Regions from separate parts of the Mus musculus genome. Here region 1 is linked to region 2. The links are chromatin loops, found by intact Hi-C in ENCODE. Cell type or tissue: left cerebral cortex. All regions are shown on one strand. Links, peaks and the distances in the headings refer to the core of each region. The heading gives the core; the rest is flanking DNA.

Region 1 (8,346 bases), core at 234-8,233, 49 kb after region 2:
GAAATGTACATAAACAAAATACCTAATAAAAATTATTCAAAAAGAATAAAAAGGAGTGCCCTTCTGTATTCGAGATGAAGTTTCTGTCTTTGTGCTGGCCTCCTGAAGCCATTTTCTCAGATAATTCTTTGACATTTTATTAGTCCAATCCAAACACATATAATTACATACATATACATACATATATACTATATAGTTACTTTTGTTCTGACATAATCATTTCCAGATTGAGGGATATTAACAATTCGAAATCCCAGCTCTTGATTTCAAAGGAACCCGTGGTGACAGAGGCTGACCTGCCAGGCAACCATACCTGGATGCTAAGAAACATATTTGCTTGATCCTTGATCCATCAAACAACCTCTGACCTTAACCTACTGTCCCACACTGTGGAGGAAATTGCCTGTCACCTTTCTACTGTTCCAGCACAGATACTGAAAGCACACGCATTTCCAAGCCTCACAACCAGGATTGTTCCAATTTGAATGGTAAACTGTATCATGACCATACACGAAAGACTCTCTTTTGCCTCCTTTCCCACCTGGAAAAAAAAAAAGGCAAAACCCTTGTTTATTGTTTGAGGTTAGTCGAGCCATTGCCACCTTTGCTTAGCTGCTTCTCCAGAATTGTCCAAGACAACATGTCATAGTACTGCAGCTACGAAGCTTTCTTGGAGTCCTAACTGCGTGACTATTTCCCTATCCTTTACAAAATATAGAACTATTTTAAAATAATAACACAATTGCAAGGTCACAAACCTATTAGCTAATTTAGTCCCATAATAGCATAAGTATCCATGTAAAATCAAACACTTTTTGTTGTCTAATTCTTGGACATCCAATTTGAGTGGGAAAGCCAGGTGTGCTCTACAACTCCTCAAAGCACCATTGGCTGACTATATTTGTTTTCTAAAAGTATCAGTATCTTCTCAACAGGCAGACACTACATGGTCCACATCTCCTACCCAAATCATAGCCTCTGCTTCAGTACCTGAACCAGGAACTGGAGGGAGGGCTATCCCAGGATTTCTCTGGGCCCCTCACCATCCCTGGATAGTACCAGTTACTGTAAACACCATCAAATCATTACCCATTATCTTAGTCAGGGTTTCTATTCCTGCACAAACATCATGACCAAGAAGCAAGTTGGGGAGGAAAGGGTTTATTCGGCTTACACTTCCATACTGCTGTTCATCACCAAAGGAAGTCAGGACTGGAACTCAGGCAGGGCAGGGAGCAGGAGCTGATGCAGAGGCCATGGAGGGATGTTCTTTACTGGCTTGCCACTCCTGGCTTACTCAGCCTGCTCTCTTATAGAACCCAAGACTACCAGCCCAGAGATGGCACCACCCACAAGGGGCCTTTCCCCCTTGATCACTAATTGAGAAAATGCCTTAGAGTTGGATCTCATGGAGGCATTTCCTCAACTGAAGCTCCTTTCTCTGTGATAACTCCAGCTGTGTCAAGTTGACACAAAACTAGCCAGTACAATTGATCCCTTGTCAACTTGATACACAAACACATCACTAGTAAGCCTCAACCCTTACATTCTTATTCATCCCCAAGATCTAAACAACTTTAAAAGTCCCACAGTCTTTACATATTCTTAAATTTTCAATCTCTTTAAAATATCCATCTCTTTTAAAATCCAAACTCTTTTTACAATTAAAAGTCTCTTAACTGTGGGCTCCACTAAAACAGTTTCTTCCTTCAAGAGGGAAAATATCAGGGCACAGTCACAATCAAAGCAAAAATTAATCTCCAACCGTCCAATGTCTGGGATCCAACTCACGATCTTCTGGGCTCCTCCAAGGGCTTGGGTCACTTCTCCAGCCATGCCCCTTGTAGCACATGCGTCGTCCTCTAGGCTCCAGATGCCTGTACTCCACTGCTGCTGCTGCTCTTGGTGGTCATCTCATGGTACTGGCATCTCCAAAACACTGCATGACCCCTTCAGTCCTAGGCCTTCAATTGCAACTGAGGCTGCACCTTCACCAATGGCCTTCCATGGCCTCTCACAGTGCCGAGCCTCAGCTGCTCTGCGTGACCCCTTCATGCCTTCAAAACCAGTACCACCTGGGTGACCCTTACATATTACCAAGTCCCGCTGCAGCAGGAGTACAACCTTGGCTATCTCTGGAACACAGCCTCTTTGTGCTTTCAGAAAACACTTCCCAGAAGATGTCACCTCAATGATGCTGGTCTCTTCTTAATCACCGCTAATTTCTTAGCTCCAGCTAACCAGCATCAATAGTCCCAGTAATGCAAAGTTTTTGCTTTGGTAGTTCTGGTATCTTGTTAATCACAGCTGATTCTTCAGCCCCAGCTAACCAGAACTACAGAATCTTCACAATCAAAACAGCAATGGCCCTGAAAAGAGTCTTTAATTTTCCCTCTGAAATTTCACAAGCCAGACCTCCATCTTCTGCACTGTTCTTAATATTATCTTCCAAACTCCTACACAACATCTGGCAGAGCTCTTAACAACAAATGGATCTTCAAGCCCAAAGTTCCAAAGTCCTTCCACAGTCCTCCCCAAAACATGGTCAGGTTGTCACAGGAATACCCCACTCTACTGGTACCAATTTATCTTAGTCAAGGTTTCTATTCCTGCACAAACATCATGACCAAGAAGCAAGTTGGGGAGGAAAGGGTTTATTCGGCTTACACTTCCATACTGCTGTTCATCACCAAAGGAAGTCAGGACTGGAACTCAAGCAGGGCAGGGAGCAGGAGCTGATGCAGAGGCCATGGAGGGATGTTCTTTACTGGCTTGCCTCTCCTGGCTTACTCAGCCTGCTCTCTTATAGAACCCAAGACTACCAGCCCAGAGATGGCACCACCCACGAGGGGCCTTTCCCCCTTGATCACTAATTGAGAAAATGCCTTAGAGTTGGATCTCATGGAGGCATTTCCTCAACTGAAGCTCCTTTCTCTGTGATAACTCCAGCTGTGTCAAGTTGACACAAAACTAGCCAGTACAACCATGAATAATCACTGCCAGATAGCCACTACTAAACACACTATTCAAACTTCTCCCAATACTTTTCTCACTTTCAAATGTTTAAAGGAAGAAAATAGGAGACCAGAGCAATCAGGAATCATCAGGCCGCCATCTAAATAAAATCCAAGAAACTCCAGCTATTAAACGGTAAGAGGCAAATTTAAATATAACAATGTGGGTAAACACAATGCCATGGATCAGATTTATGCTAGGAGTCCACAAGTGAATTAAAGCATATTTCTATGTACATAGAAAATATTTCCTAAACTATCTTTAAGAAGAATCAAGACACAACAGGAGGGAGGAATAATTTTTTTTCATTTTGATTTTACAGAAAAGTGTGCTGACATTTAACACTCCAGAGTGAAGAGAGGAGGGACTCTCAATTCCCCACCCCTTACTGAGCAGCTAATGAGTGCTAAGGGGAAGTCAGTTTTCTCAAAAAATACAGCCTGTTGTCCGTGCTCCAGCGGATGGTGCCATACATCCATTGTCCAGTAGATGGTGATATACACTCATGCGCCAGTGGATGGTGCCATACACTCATGCTCCAGTAGATGGTGACATACACCCAGGAATATATATAGTCAGCAATAATTGTACACAGCGGGTCTTAAGCGGGGATTGGGAGGGAGAGAAGTGATGGGGAGGATGGAGAAGATATGAAATTGGGATCAGGATATGGAAGGGGAGTCTGGGAGGAGTTGGAGGTGGGGGAAAATGAATATTATCTAAATACATTGTATTCCTATATGAAATCACCAAAGAACAACAACAACAACAACAACAACAACAAAGCACAAATACAAAAAAAAAAGCACATTGTCATGAATACATATAATAAAATATAAAGTGGATATTTGGCATTATAAAGCACCCATCTTCTGTGTGGGCATACTTCTGGTCTTCCCTTTCATCTATTTTTGTTGTTGTTGTTCTCTACATTTTTCTTATTTCTCTCCTCCTTATATTCCCTTTGTCCTGGCTTCACTTTTCTTTGTTACATGGTGGTTTCATTTCCTTTCTCTGTTCTCTAAGCTGAATGCCTGATTGGTGACTCAGGTCAGGCACTGAGATCCTCAGACAACAGGTTCTGAGCTGTGTGGCCAGGAAGATTCAGCAGTTACAAAGCTCTCACATGGAAACCCCAAATATTAGTTCTTCACTGATGTGTATATAGTTGTCTATATATATTCTATAGCTATATGTCCCACTGAGCTGTAGAAAGAAAAAGTCAAACTCAAGATAAAGAAGCTCCCATCTGGAAGGCTAGGTTTTGAGCCACTGTGGCAACTTGTGTGCTTTTCAAAGGGTTTGTGAAGAGCATGGCATACTGGGGAGTCTCATGCCCTATGACTTAAAAAATGGCACTGAACTGACTTGAACTACATTGAGTGGGAACACAAAATACAAAGACTTTTCAGGGATTTATTTAGTTGACTTATTGTTGCAATTTGGTGTGAAATACTGACCAAACTCAGGCACGTTTGAACATGTCTTCTCTTTTAACCTTTATAATTACCTATTTTTCATAAATGAATAACTGAATTTCTTAGGGGCCAGGGAACTCAGGTAAACATAAGGTGTCTTTAACTAGTGAGCCAGTGTGTACACCACACCCAGCTCCAGAAAAGAATGTTTTATGTGGTTATAGTCGCAACTTCCAAAGCAGGGGGTTTACTGACAAAGGTCCCCAGAGGGTCACAGTTATTTAGATTGAAAAGTGCTAAATTGTCTGAGGTTCAGAGGGTTTCTATAGAGGGGAGGAAATGTGAAGGACTTTTTCAGAATCATGCTTTTGTGAAAAATAGGATGTCTCTTATGGAACATATTTAATTTAGTGCAAATGTATGCACTTCTTCATTTGTATAAACACACACTTGTTTTCTGTGTTCACATAAAGTTTCTGTGGCTGTGAAGCAGACCAAAAACGTCTTTTTCTGCAGACAAGGTGAGGTGGTGGCCTTTTCATTTCTAGAATTAAGCAGGCAGAATTGCAACTCTTGTCTCTAAAACTTAACTGTTGCAAGAATATTGATAAAGGAGATTTATTTGTGTTTGAAGCCCAGAAGAGAGAGAGAGAGAGAGAGAGAGAGAGAGAGAGAGAGAGAGAGAGAGAGAGAGAGAGAGAGTGTGTAAACTAGTGTAAACCAGTTTTAATTTAAGAGACCCAACTCTTCTGGCCTCTGCATATAAAACAAACAAAAAAACAAAACAAAGAATTTACTGGAAGTGGCAAGTTTTGGGGATTCACATTTTATGACCTTTTCAGTAAGTTTTGAGAAATTCATGCATTAATACTGTATTTACATCATTCTTACCTCCTTTTTCCCCTTCTAATTTCTCCTGGTTGCCCTACTTCCGTTAAAATTCATGAGTTTTTATTCTTTAATTTTTACTGACATTGAAAGAGACTACTGAGCCCATTCAATGGTGCTTGTGAGTGCATGTGTTGATGGCTGACCATGTAGGATTGGAGAGCCCATTAAGGGGCTCTTCCCTCTCTCTGCACCCCTGTAGGTCTCCATCTAAGTAAGGGTACAGCCTTATGAACCTACCCTACCCACACTGGCATGTCAGCTGCTGTGGTCATTATGCAGCTCTGGTTTAGGCAACAATAATTTAGAGATTTCATGCCTATCACCTCCCTATCATTTCTAGAAGACACTATCTAGCAACAGGCATCTGTGTCCTTTGCCTCTAACCATCTTCCACATCTTGTCTGAAGTTTCCTGAGCCTAAGGTGTAGGGGTTACATAGATGACGTAATAACTGGGGTTAGGCACCCCCCCTTTTTTAAAGCACCAACTTGAATGTTCACAAGGCTTCTCCCTGCTTCTTGTCTCCTAATTATAAACAGAGATTACCTAAAAAACAGTTTTTTACTATCAATCTAGAAATAGAACTAGTGTATGATTCGACTTGACAGGATGATATATTATATCATATTATATCATATTATATTATATCATATTATATCATATTATATCGACTTGACAGGATGATATAGTGTATGATTCGACTTGACAGGATGATATATTATATCATATTATATTATATCACATTATATCATATTATATCGACTTGACAGGATGATATAGTGTATGATTCGACTTGACAGGATGATATATTATACATATTATATCATATTATATCATATTATATCATATTATATCGACTTGACAGGATGATATATTATATCATATTATATTATATCATATTATATCATATTATATCGACTTGACAGGATGATATAGTGTATGATTCGACTTGACAGGATGATATATTAAAAGTGAGTGGTATAATCACATGAAATAGTTCTGTGTCGTCCCGTGCTCATTGCAGATCCTGTCATGATAGCCAAGATACAAAATCTAAATCAACAGAGACATCAAGTGATCAGGATACAGACAAACAGCAGCAGAAATTTCTAATCTCTGCAGCACAATAGTGTGACTAAGAGTTTACTACTAGTAGATTACAACAATTTATTGTATATTTTATAAAGAAACAAAAGGGCAGAGTTCAAAATTCCCAATAGAGAGAAATTATAAAATTTTGAAAATATGGATATGCTAACATTCTGATTTGATCGTTATATGTTACATACACATAATGTTATCATACTGTATCCTATAAATATGTATACTTTGTTGTCAGTTAAAACATTTTTAAGATTTAAATTTTTTTCTAGTATTATTGCTGAAGAAGGTTGCAGAATGAAAGGTACTTTCTGATTTTCCTTTCAAGCTAAATCAAGGCAACTTACCAAGTTAAGTGTGTCACATAAATTCATGTCCAGTGCTACAGTGTTACACTTTATGACAAGATGAGAGTGGCTTGCTTTTCTCACTCATGATTGATCTATCTGTTTATTTCCTGAAAAGTTACAGTATAGCCAAGGTTGGATGCAAACTTAAAAACATCTTTCTCTAGAATGGCTGAGGGCTTACCTGCTTTAAAAGTGCATCTGAGGCATCCTGTTAGATCTCTTCTAAGCAGAGCTCTAAATGCTCACATTCCTTAATCTTTTAGTGCCACCTAGGGTCCGAATTTAGAAAGTGTTTGTGGGAAGCAAATTATAAATATAGTGAGGTCTCCTACTTTCAAATTAATAACTTCATCACTTGATTGTACTTTGCCTTTTGGCTTTAGTTCCTTTAACTGAACAACACTCAGGACAGTAATTTGACAGGACAATATTAGGGATATTTGGACTCTTCAACCCAATAATTGCATGTCTAGAAAATGATGAAGGTATAAAAGCATTTAGTATAGTATTATTTAGAAGAACAAGTAAGTAATTATGAAGCATGATACAACTATGAAATTTTTTATAGGGAAGAAAATCCATTCAGTTGTAATCTATAACTTTTCTCCTTATAAAAAGAAGTTATCAAACCTAAATCAACATATAATTCTACAATATACAATAGCACACCAAAATAATACAATTCATATTCCCCAAAACTAGACAGATACATGCCTGGGAAATAGAATTTCTGAATGGACTAAAGAGAGGTTTTAGTGCTTGACACGCTCTCTAGCCAAGATAAATGATATGAAGTCCTTTACAAAGAAAACACAAATCTCTTCCAACATTACCTCCCACAAACCCTTCTCTCTAACCCCTCCACATTTAATCCTCCAATTCCAGACCCCTCCCATCCATTCATAACTACATATTCTGTTTCTCCTTTTCTAACAAGATCTATCTGTTCCCTCTAGTTCCATACTCTGCACCTACTCTCTGGGGTTCTATGGATTATAACCTGGTTATCACTGACTTAACTGCTAATGTCCACATATAAGAAAATACATATCATACTTGTCTTTCTAGGTCTTGGCTACCTCACTCGTGATGAATGTTTTTCTAGTTCCTTGCCTTTGACTCCAAATTTCAAGGTGTTATTTTAAGACTTTTTTATTAGATATTTTCTTCATTTACGTTTCAAATGTTATCCCCCAAAGCCCCCTATACCCTTCCCCTGCCCTGCTCCCCAACCCACCCACTCCTGCTTCCTGGCCCAGGCATTCCCCTGTATGGGGGCATATGATCTTCCCAAGACCAAAGGCCTCTCCTCCCATTGATGGCCGACTAGGTCATCCTCTGCTACATATGCAACACACATCTGTGTGTGTGGGGGGGCGGGTAGGGTACTGGTTAGTTCATAGTGTTGTTCCTCCTATAGGGTTGCAAGACTTCTTTAGCTCCTTGGGTACTTTCTCTAGCTTCTTCATTGGGGCCCCTGTGTTCCATCCAATAGCTGACTGTGAGCATCCACTTGTTTATTTGCCAGGCACTGCCATAGCCTCACAAGAGACATCTATATCAGGGTCCTG
Region 2 (8,346 bases), core at 175-8,174:
CCAAATCTGCTGGAATAGTGCCTGGCCCACAACACTCAATTCAGTTTGACAAAACTGAATGAACAGAAGCCAGCATAGTGAGGAACGATGAGTCACAGGTCTCATCTACATAAGGCCAGCTAACTAAGGGCACCCATCCCTGTGAACGTTCTGCAAAGAACAATCAAAATGGTGAGCAATCGAGCCACAGAGACAGAGAGACAGAGAGAGAGAGAGAGAGAGAGAGAGAGAGAACCCAAATAAAATTAAATTTTCATAAATCAGAATTTCATCTCTTTAATATACATCAACAGCACAATAATAATATATGTATAAATTGAGCTTTAAACATATATAATTAGGGCCACACATTTGCATAAACCTGTTAACTTTACATTACTATTATTTATACAGTAGTTTCTTGTATACGTTCTAAAGATTTTTTTTCTCCAACTAACTACAGATATAACCTACTATAATTCAGTAAACTGTGTGAGGCTTAAGAATTCACACTTTCTGCAGAGTCAGCATTACATTTACAAACATTATGGATATATTATCACCAGTTCTCTGGAATTCTTTGGAATTTAAGGAGAGCACCAACCTTAGGAAGAAAAAACCCAAATGCAGCAGCCCAAGGTATTTATAAGCTGTATGGCAGACAATGGACTATGCTGCTTAACAGGCAAGACCAAGGAGACAGAACGCAAAACCAGAATGTAGTCATCCAAATCTGAGGGGCTCCTGAGTGTCTGCTCCCTCTCCTCTCACCTCAGGATGGAGCAGCCTCCAAACCTATTCTCAAGTAAGAAGCAGCAAGACGCACAGCGCCAGTGTCCAACAACGTGAAAGGCTGCTAAGTGCCTCTGCCCCCTGCTTGTTTGTTTTATTATTCATAGAAAATTTTTTCCTAGTTTCTCGACTCAAATCAAGAAAAAGAAAAGCATTATGCAAGGATCACGTACGTACTGTCTATAAGAAATTACAAGTGTCTGTCCCACTACTGCTGACACTTTGAATCCTCAAGCAGGACAAGAAGTCTTCTGTTCTCTTGTTAAGAAAAAGAAATTATAAGTGAAGCTTTAAAGAAAGGACTCTACCAACATTTCTAAGCCACAATGATTTTAAAACTCATCTAAATTGCACTTCTTTCTTATTAAAACAAAGAAAAATTCTAATTATGTTTCAGTAGCTAAAAATGCTACAGTCAAAACAAAGGTTTCTGAAATAAAATGATCAATAAATACCTAAAAAAAACATACATTTCTTCAACTCCTCGAAGGAAGTTGAGACACAGTATTAGGAAGCTCTAACATATGTGAGACAAGATATAGTACCAGTCTTATTCCTGAATTATCATTCTGAAAAAAAAAATTCTTTGTCAGAATTTTATTTTTTAAGTAGCAATACACAAAGAATGCTGACATATACTAGCTTACTGGTGACTTACAATGCGATACTTTGAGATGGGAGGGGGATAGAAAAGGAATTGTCATTCCCATGTTTAAATCCAAAAACACAGCTACAAGTTTGGAGAGTTACTGCCAATCCACAACACTACCAATGTTGGCTACAAACAGCCCTTTGCCTTCACCCTTGCTCTTTCGAGTTTTCTCTACTGCACAGACCCCACCTCACTTTCCAGGGCACCTACTGGCAAACGACCACCAGTGAGGACGAGGGGGACGCTGCAAAGCAGCTAAGGCTGTCCTGGAAAGGAAACTAAAGCAAAGGAGAAGGTACAAAGACAGCCCAGCTCCCTGATTGGCTTTGTCTAAACGAAATGTTTGTAGGAAGACACTTCTTTCAAGGAGTCGAGGTCGGATCTAGGAGGCTCAGTTGAGATTTCCAGTGTACTACTTAGCTGCCCAACACCCCTGAGCCCCGCCACCCACTATAACTTAAGCCTACGCCCGCCGCCACCAAGGAACTGGGCGTCTCGGCGCCTCTCACAGCCGGGAGCGGGAAGCTCTTTAGTTCAGAAAACAGAACTCACCTGCCGGGTCATGAGAGATTTGATTTTTTGCATGTCGAAGTCGAGAGACAATTACCCTGCCTCGGAGAAGTAACAAATCACATAATCCCACCAGACAGCCGGCTACAACACAGGGAAGCCATAGTGAGTCGTCACGTGGAGCTGCCCGCCTGGGTCAGCCTTCCTTTCCCCGAGCATGACGGGAAATGTAGTTTTCCGGCTGCAATCAAAGGAGGAGGCCAACTTCAGTACTACATTTCCCAAGAAGCAGTCGCTTCAATGAACTGGGACTCCTTCTGTTCCAGAGCCACTACCTGGACTTGGAAGAGCGTTGGGCGAGGCGAATACCTATGACTTAGGTAGTCTGGCCACTGAACTAAACAACTCTGAAGCGTCTGTAGATAGTCCACTTTGACAAGATGCCCTCTAGGAGTGCAAGAGAAAGCACACCTGGGCTAGAGAGGCGAGGAAAGAGACTGATTGACCTCCATAAAGAGCACTTGGAAAGGTGACTTAAGACAAGGAATTTCCCAGTGGCTCTGGGTGTGCCCTGAGGAAAGTGGGAGGCAGGACCCCTAAGATACTGATGGCCAGCCGTAGGTTCTTCTTCATTCTTGGCATTTCCTGAAAACGCTCTAGAAAAATCAAAGGATTTCGTCTACCCCACCTATCATTTTTCTACCTGCTTTAGCAAAGGCAAGTCGAGGCAGATGTCAGTAAGTATGAGGGCACTTGTCACTTTAAAGCCCTGATCTTGTTATTAGTAGTATAAAGGAGAAAGTAACGGGGTAACTTTGCTGTGGGGGGCAGCAAACCCAGAGCTAATAACAATAGGTAACAATGAAAACTTACGAATTGGGAGAAATTTTGTTAATGGCTTCATGTGTATGACCTTATGCATTTATCTACATGAGCATCTTTTCCTTGTTTTGTTTTGTTTTTGTACTACAATTTTTCATACAATATGTTCTGATCAGGTCTCCCCTCCCCCAACTCATCCTAGATCTGCCCCTACCGCCACACTTGCTTCCACGCACCTTCTTTCTTTCTCCCTCTAGAAAACAAAACATGCAAACAAACAAACAAAAAGATTGAAAAGGAAAGAAAGAAAAACACAAGAAACACACCCGCAAGCTCGTATGCATGAACATCTTCTGGAGTTACCATCATCTTCATGTTAAAAAATGGTGAAACAGGCATGGAGAAGTTAAGATACTTACCTAAGATTGTTAGACGTATAAACTGATGACTTAAATGCTTAAAGGTTCCCGGTATTATGCTGAGGAGTGACTCCTAAATCAGGACACCAGTGCCTTTTAACTACATTAGTTTAACGTATTATAAAAACTAATAACTAATGTTTTTATTATAAAAGCAAAGCATAAACTTGACTGTATGGAGGGTTGGACACTAGCTCAGAAATCGCCTATGCAGTTGCCTCCTCTAGTGGCTGGCTTTTCCTGCAGATGCACTTCTCTTTGGGAGCAATGTAATTACAAAGTTAGTTCACCTTAGATACAACCATTCATGTAATCTTGAGGATTTCCCCCAATTGATTCTCCTAGTGTAAATAATTCTACAGATATGAAGGGGTCTGTATTAAAGATTACAGCTGCTTGAAATGCTTGTAGTAGATGCTTGCTCACTGTGTACAACAAAACCAGCCCAATAATGTAAATGAACAGTAAACCATGTGTGATTGGCAAGACCAGAAAGCAGTCCTGCCCTCATCACCCACACACTTTCAGTGACTCCTTATATTAATGTAATCGTTATGCACAGAAATGGTTTTAGTGCATTCATTTTAATGCAAATATAACTAAGGTGAGTAAACAGTCGAGGATATGGGACCTTTTTTTTTTTATTACAGAAGCAGATGGTAGATTATCAACTGTGCTATGAAATACTGTGTTAAGACAACCCAACCCCACCTCCCAACCCCAGAGGAGATCTCATTATATAGCTCAGGCTGGCTTCAAGCTCAGAGATCTCCCTGCCACTGCCTCCAAGTGATGCCATATTTCTGGGAGAATTTTCCTTTTCTTAGAAAACTCTTTGGAACTATTTTAGGAATTCTGTCATTTTGGGAGCTCTTGAAGTTAAATTTGCCTGTATGATTTCAATGTTCAACTCCTGATTCACCAGTACTGTCACAAACAGTTATATTTACCAGCAAACCACTAGAGGGCGCATGGTTAATGTGAACAGTTCTTGTACAAACCACACATATAATGCAAAAATTTGAATGTATATAATAACAGGGAAAAGAGCACAAAAATGGATCGTTCTTGTATCTAAGTCCTTATTAAAATACCTACTATTTCTTTCTGTCACAAAAGTTGGCATTTTAATATAAAATGTGGAAAATACTGGAATATTCGTAAGTCCTTTAAATGCTATATATTTGATACTAGGGGCACCCCTCCATACTGTCTTCGTTTCCCACATCTTACCAAGGATCCTGGAACTCTCATAATAAGCCATTTTTAGTTTAAGGACAATATGAAGAATGATCTTATTTGATCAATATGAAGAATGATCTAAATGGAGTGAAGGAGCTTGTGGGGTATCTATTTAAATCCTATGGGTTTTTTTTTTTCCAATTGGATGTTGTGCAGTCTGTTATGAAAATTTGTGTGAAATTCTTAAGGAATGGCTAAGGAGCAGACAACATAGACTAAAGAGCACAGGGGTTTATTTCTGGGGAAACATGTTAAGAAAAATGAGAATTATGCTTGGATGTCAATGACTAAGATTGTTCGCTGTAGTCAAGGATCTGAGAAGGAAAGTATATATCTAAGTAAATACATTGAAGTGAATATGTATGTGTGCAGAATTTAGAGGGTGTGGAGAAACTTGTAGTCATTGCCTGGGCTTGAGGATGCCCTTGACATATTTCTGAGGTGTGAAGCATTATAAAGCAACTGAACTGTATAAAGAACTCAGGTTTCCCAACAGTAGTGTCTTTGCCTTTAGACACATCTTCAACAAGTTGGGAACATTGACATCAAGAGTATTTCCAAAGTTGTTCTCCAGAATAACAATTGTTCTTTTTTTAATTTTTAAATAATATTTGAATAACAGTCTTCTTTGAAGCAGTTAAAATGAAAAACCATGCCTTCCTTCACTCCCACACTCTAATCACTGAATTTCTTCAGTGAGACTATCCTGTTAAAAATTACTTATATTGAGAATTCTACTAGCTTCAGGTCAAATGTTTCTAGATATGTTCCATTCCATGCAGAAAGTGTGGACCAAAGCCTTCTTACAAACAATAGCTCTCTTGGAACTTACTGAATTAAGCAAAGTTCTCAGCCCACCTACTTCATGGCACTGAAAAGAGCTAGAAGATGCAGCCAGAACACACAAGCAAGATTTTAATGGTTACTAGTTCACTTCCTCTAAGCTTGAGCTGAGAAAATATGACCCCAAGTACTATCTGTTGCTGTGTGCTACACACTGTCATTATGTAAAATGTATGCCTCAGCTCCACTTGCAAACGACATGTGATTTATTTTTTTTAAGAAAGTGAGATGAATACACAGATCCAATAAAACCATCACAGCCATTTGTAATAGAAAATAAAACACAAAAAATCTCTAATACTCTGTTTTGGTTCTTTGGTACAGTCTTTACATGATAATTCACATGATAATTTTGTGAAGAAAAATGGCTACTTAGGAAATTCATAAAGTACTTCAATTTTCATAGAAAGTATTTTTTTCAAATTTCAAAATAATGGCATAATTTTTCATGATAAGAAAGTAGATCTGGGTTTTATTTATCACGAGGCCACGCAAAGAGAGTATCTTCCTCCTTCTTATTGTGAATAACTCAGTATAATTTATAAAGCAATACTGAAAAATTACTGAGAATCACCAAGAAACTATTTGAAAGCCACAGCCCTGTGTTCTCGCAGAACATATAACAGGTGTTCCTACTGCCTGTGTCCTTTGTATACACATTCATTCTGTATTCAAATCACAGAAGCAAGAGGCAGGCTAGGGTCTGTTACCTCACTGCTAATTTCCCTAGCAAATAAACCAGCAGCTGCTGGTCCATGAACCAACTTGCCACTGAGAACAGGGCGCCGCATGCATGGGACAGGATGCTTTTATGGAGCTTCTCAGAAGCATGGTTGGGCTCTCTCTTTGCAAAATACACCTTCTTCTTATAGGTAAGGGCCTGCGCGAGCTGGCTTTTAGGTATTTGGGGTTTGAGTTTTGGGGTTTTGTTGGCTTTCTTTGTGGATTTTTTTTTTTTTTTGTAGGCATAAGGTAAATATTTGCTTAGGGCTGTAGATTTTCTCAGATAATTGAAGGACAGGTCAAAACCTTTTAACAATAACACACTGTTCCAGCAAAGAAACAGGAACATGTAAGAGAAATGAGCTTCAAGAAATGATTGCCTTTGTTCCCTTGGAGCAACAGCTACTGTCAACGGGACTCGCTAAGAAAGTTAAGGCAGCATAAAAAGCTGCGGAGTCTCTTCTCCCAGGGCTTACCGATAGGCTCAATAATCTCTAATGGTTAATGTTTTAATTGGCAAACATTCTAATAGTGCATTAAATTAATTCAAAACAATTCATGGTAGTGGTTTTCTTTTAATTAAAGGTATTGCTTAAATTAAAAATAGCATGCAAACTGTTGGTTCTTCTTTAACATAAATATGGAAAATGTGAAGTTTAGCTAAAATTGCATATGAGAGAAATGTGTTTAAAAGGATCAGTGCTCAAAAATGCCTTTAGCTTTTCTCTTTGTCAGTGACTAGTCCTATTTTCTTTTTTTACTAGATCTTAATATTTTTATCTCTCTCTCTTTTGACATAGAGTTTGCCTCCCTATATCATGACGCACTGTTATCCATCAGTATTTTTTTCATCAAGAGTTTCCATCCCTCCTATTGTAGATCTTAAGCGTCAAGTTAGTTTCTTTTTTTGTTTACATTTATCTGATAGAAGTCTAAAAGGAGTTTTATTCATTAAAGAATAACAGATATATAAAGAATAACAGATATATAAAAACAATTTGAGCTTTGGATTTTAGGAGGTATTTAAAGTTTTATTTTCTCTAATGTATTTTGTTACTTTTCATTCTAATTATTATCTACATTTGTATGTGATGCATATAAATCTCACTGACATAAAAATGCTACCTGTAAATTTTTAATCTGTCTGTTCCCCTTAACTGTGGTCATCTCAGGGACTATATTGTCATACTATCAAATTTAAACCTGTAATATATTGTATGTTACCATAATTTAACATCATTCTTAGCTATTATGTGATCCTGGGATTCTTTCTCTCTCTCTCTCTCTCTCTCTCTCTCTCTGTTTGTGTGTATGTGTGTGTGTGTGTGTGTGTGTGTGTGTCTCATTTTTAAATAGAGGGACTGATAGGTTTTCACAGATAATGTTTTTGTAATTGGCCTTAAGAAGAATTCAGGAATGAATTCAGTTGAGAAATTTGACTAAAATAAAATTAATTAAAATGTAATGGTGATTTTTTCCCAACTTCAAAATAAAGTTGTTATTATAGAGAAAGACCTCCCTCCTTACTGAAATTCACTTTCTCTGGAAGTGACAAGTCACAAAGGTCACAAGTAATATGAAAGTCCTTTTGCTTTTAAAATACTGAATTTTCTTTGTACCTTTAAAAAAATTTTAAAATAAGCTTCCGTGTTTGATTAAATAGTCTATTCAAAATACAGACTGGAAAATTCTATTTTTTCTAATGATGCAAGAGTTTATTTTCAGTCAACAATAGTCATGTTATGTTTGCTAATAATGTGTGTGCTAATGAGGAAATAAAGACCAACTATTCTGAGCTGCCATAGAGGTCACTTTGTAAAACCTAATGTTTATAGTCAATACAATCAAACTGCTTGCAGAATTCTTTGTTGATGGAACATGGGTAATTTTTACAGCACACTTTCAAGTATTCATTAACTTTATCTTCTTTTCATGGGTACTGTTCTTATATGTCTTAAGAAATCTCTAAAGTGAAGTTATTGCTGTATTTTTGTTTACCAGTTTATGATTGATATTTTCCATGTTTCTCTGGGTTGCTGTTAGTACGTACCTTACAGGCAGAAGATCTTAACAGCTCTCTTAACCCAGGAAGTACTGGTCAATCTAGTAAAACCAAACTTCTCATGAGTATACGGCTGTTGGGATATCAAAAGAAAATTAAAATTCTATTATTATTTCTACCATTTCTTTCTTAAAGTTTATCTGCTCACACAGAGAGAAGCTGTAGAAAGCCTTATTCTTTTATGTTTTCTCATGCAACTAGAAGAACACTTAAAGTTTTTCAAATGGCACAACTTGTTTTTCTAAATTAGTAAACGACTGAGCTAGAAAACATGGGTGTGTTATACATCTATAGCAAGAAAC

The links. A loop is a pair of places that touch in the nucleus more often than their neighbours do. Peaks named below come from ENCODE experiments on the same cell type or tissue, not always from the same donor. Only the 100,000 strongest peaks of a DNase experiment are listed, where the experiment ranks them.
Region 1: it touches region 2 in a loop (11-fold over the local background); 7 of 42 quality-filtered maps call a loop at or near these places.

Annotation. Positions count from the first base shown.
Region 1 is chr6:3,442,784-3,451,129 of GRCm38, reverse strand. No RefSeq gene overlaps it. Among named protein-coding and RNA genes, the nearest start is that of Samd9l, 47 kb to the right of the region's middle. In left cerebral cortex, for the core only: CTCF peaks have their summits at 3,521 (motif pointing right) and 7,055 (motif pointing left); DNase peaks (open chromatin) are centred at 3,533 and 7,028.
Region 2 is chr6:3,492,185-3,500,530 of GRCm38, reverse strand. It overlaps Hepacam2 (HEPACAM family member 2), which reads left to right and starts at 6,033. Exons shown (of 10, transcript NM_178899.5): 1 at 6,033-6,131. The coding sequence starts at 6,053. It overlaps Vps50 (VPS50 EARP/GARPII complex subunit), which reads right to left and starts at 2,138. Exons shown (of 28, transcript NM_024260.5): 1 at 1,976-2,138. The coding sequence starts at 2,008. In left cerebral cortex, for the core only: CTCF peaks have their summits at 2,230, 3,406 and 4,133 (motif pointing right); DNase peaks (open chromatin) are centred at 1,643, 2,152 and 4,131; H3K4me3 peaks cover 1,443 bases; H3K27ac peaks cover 789 bases.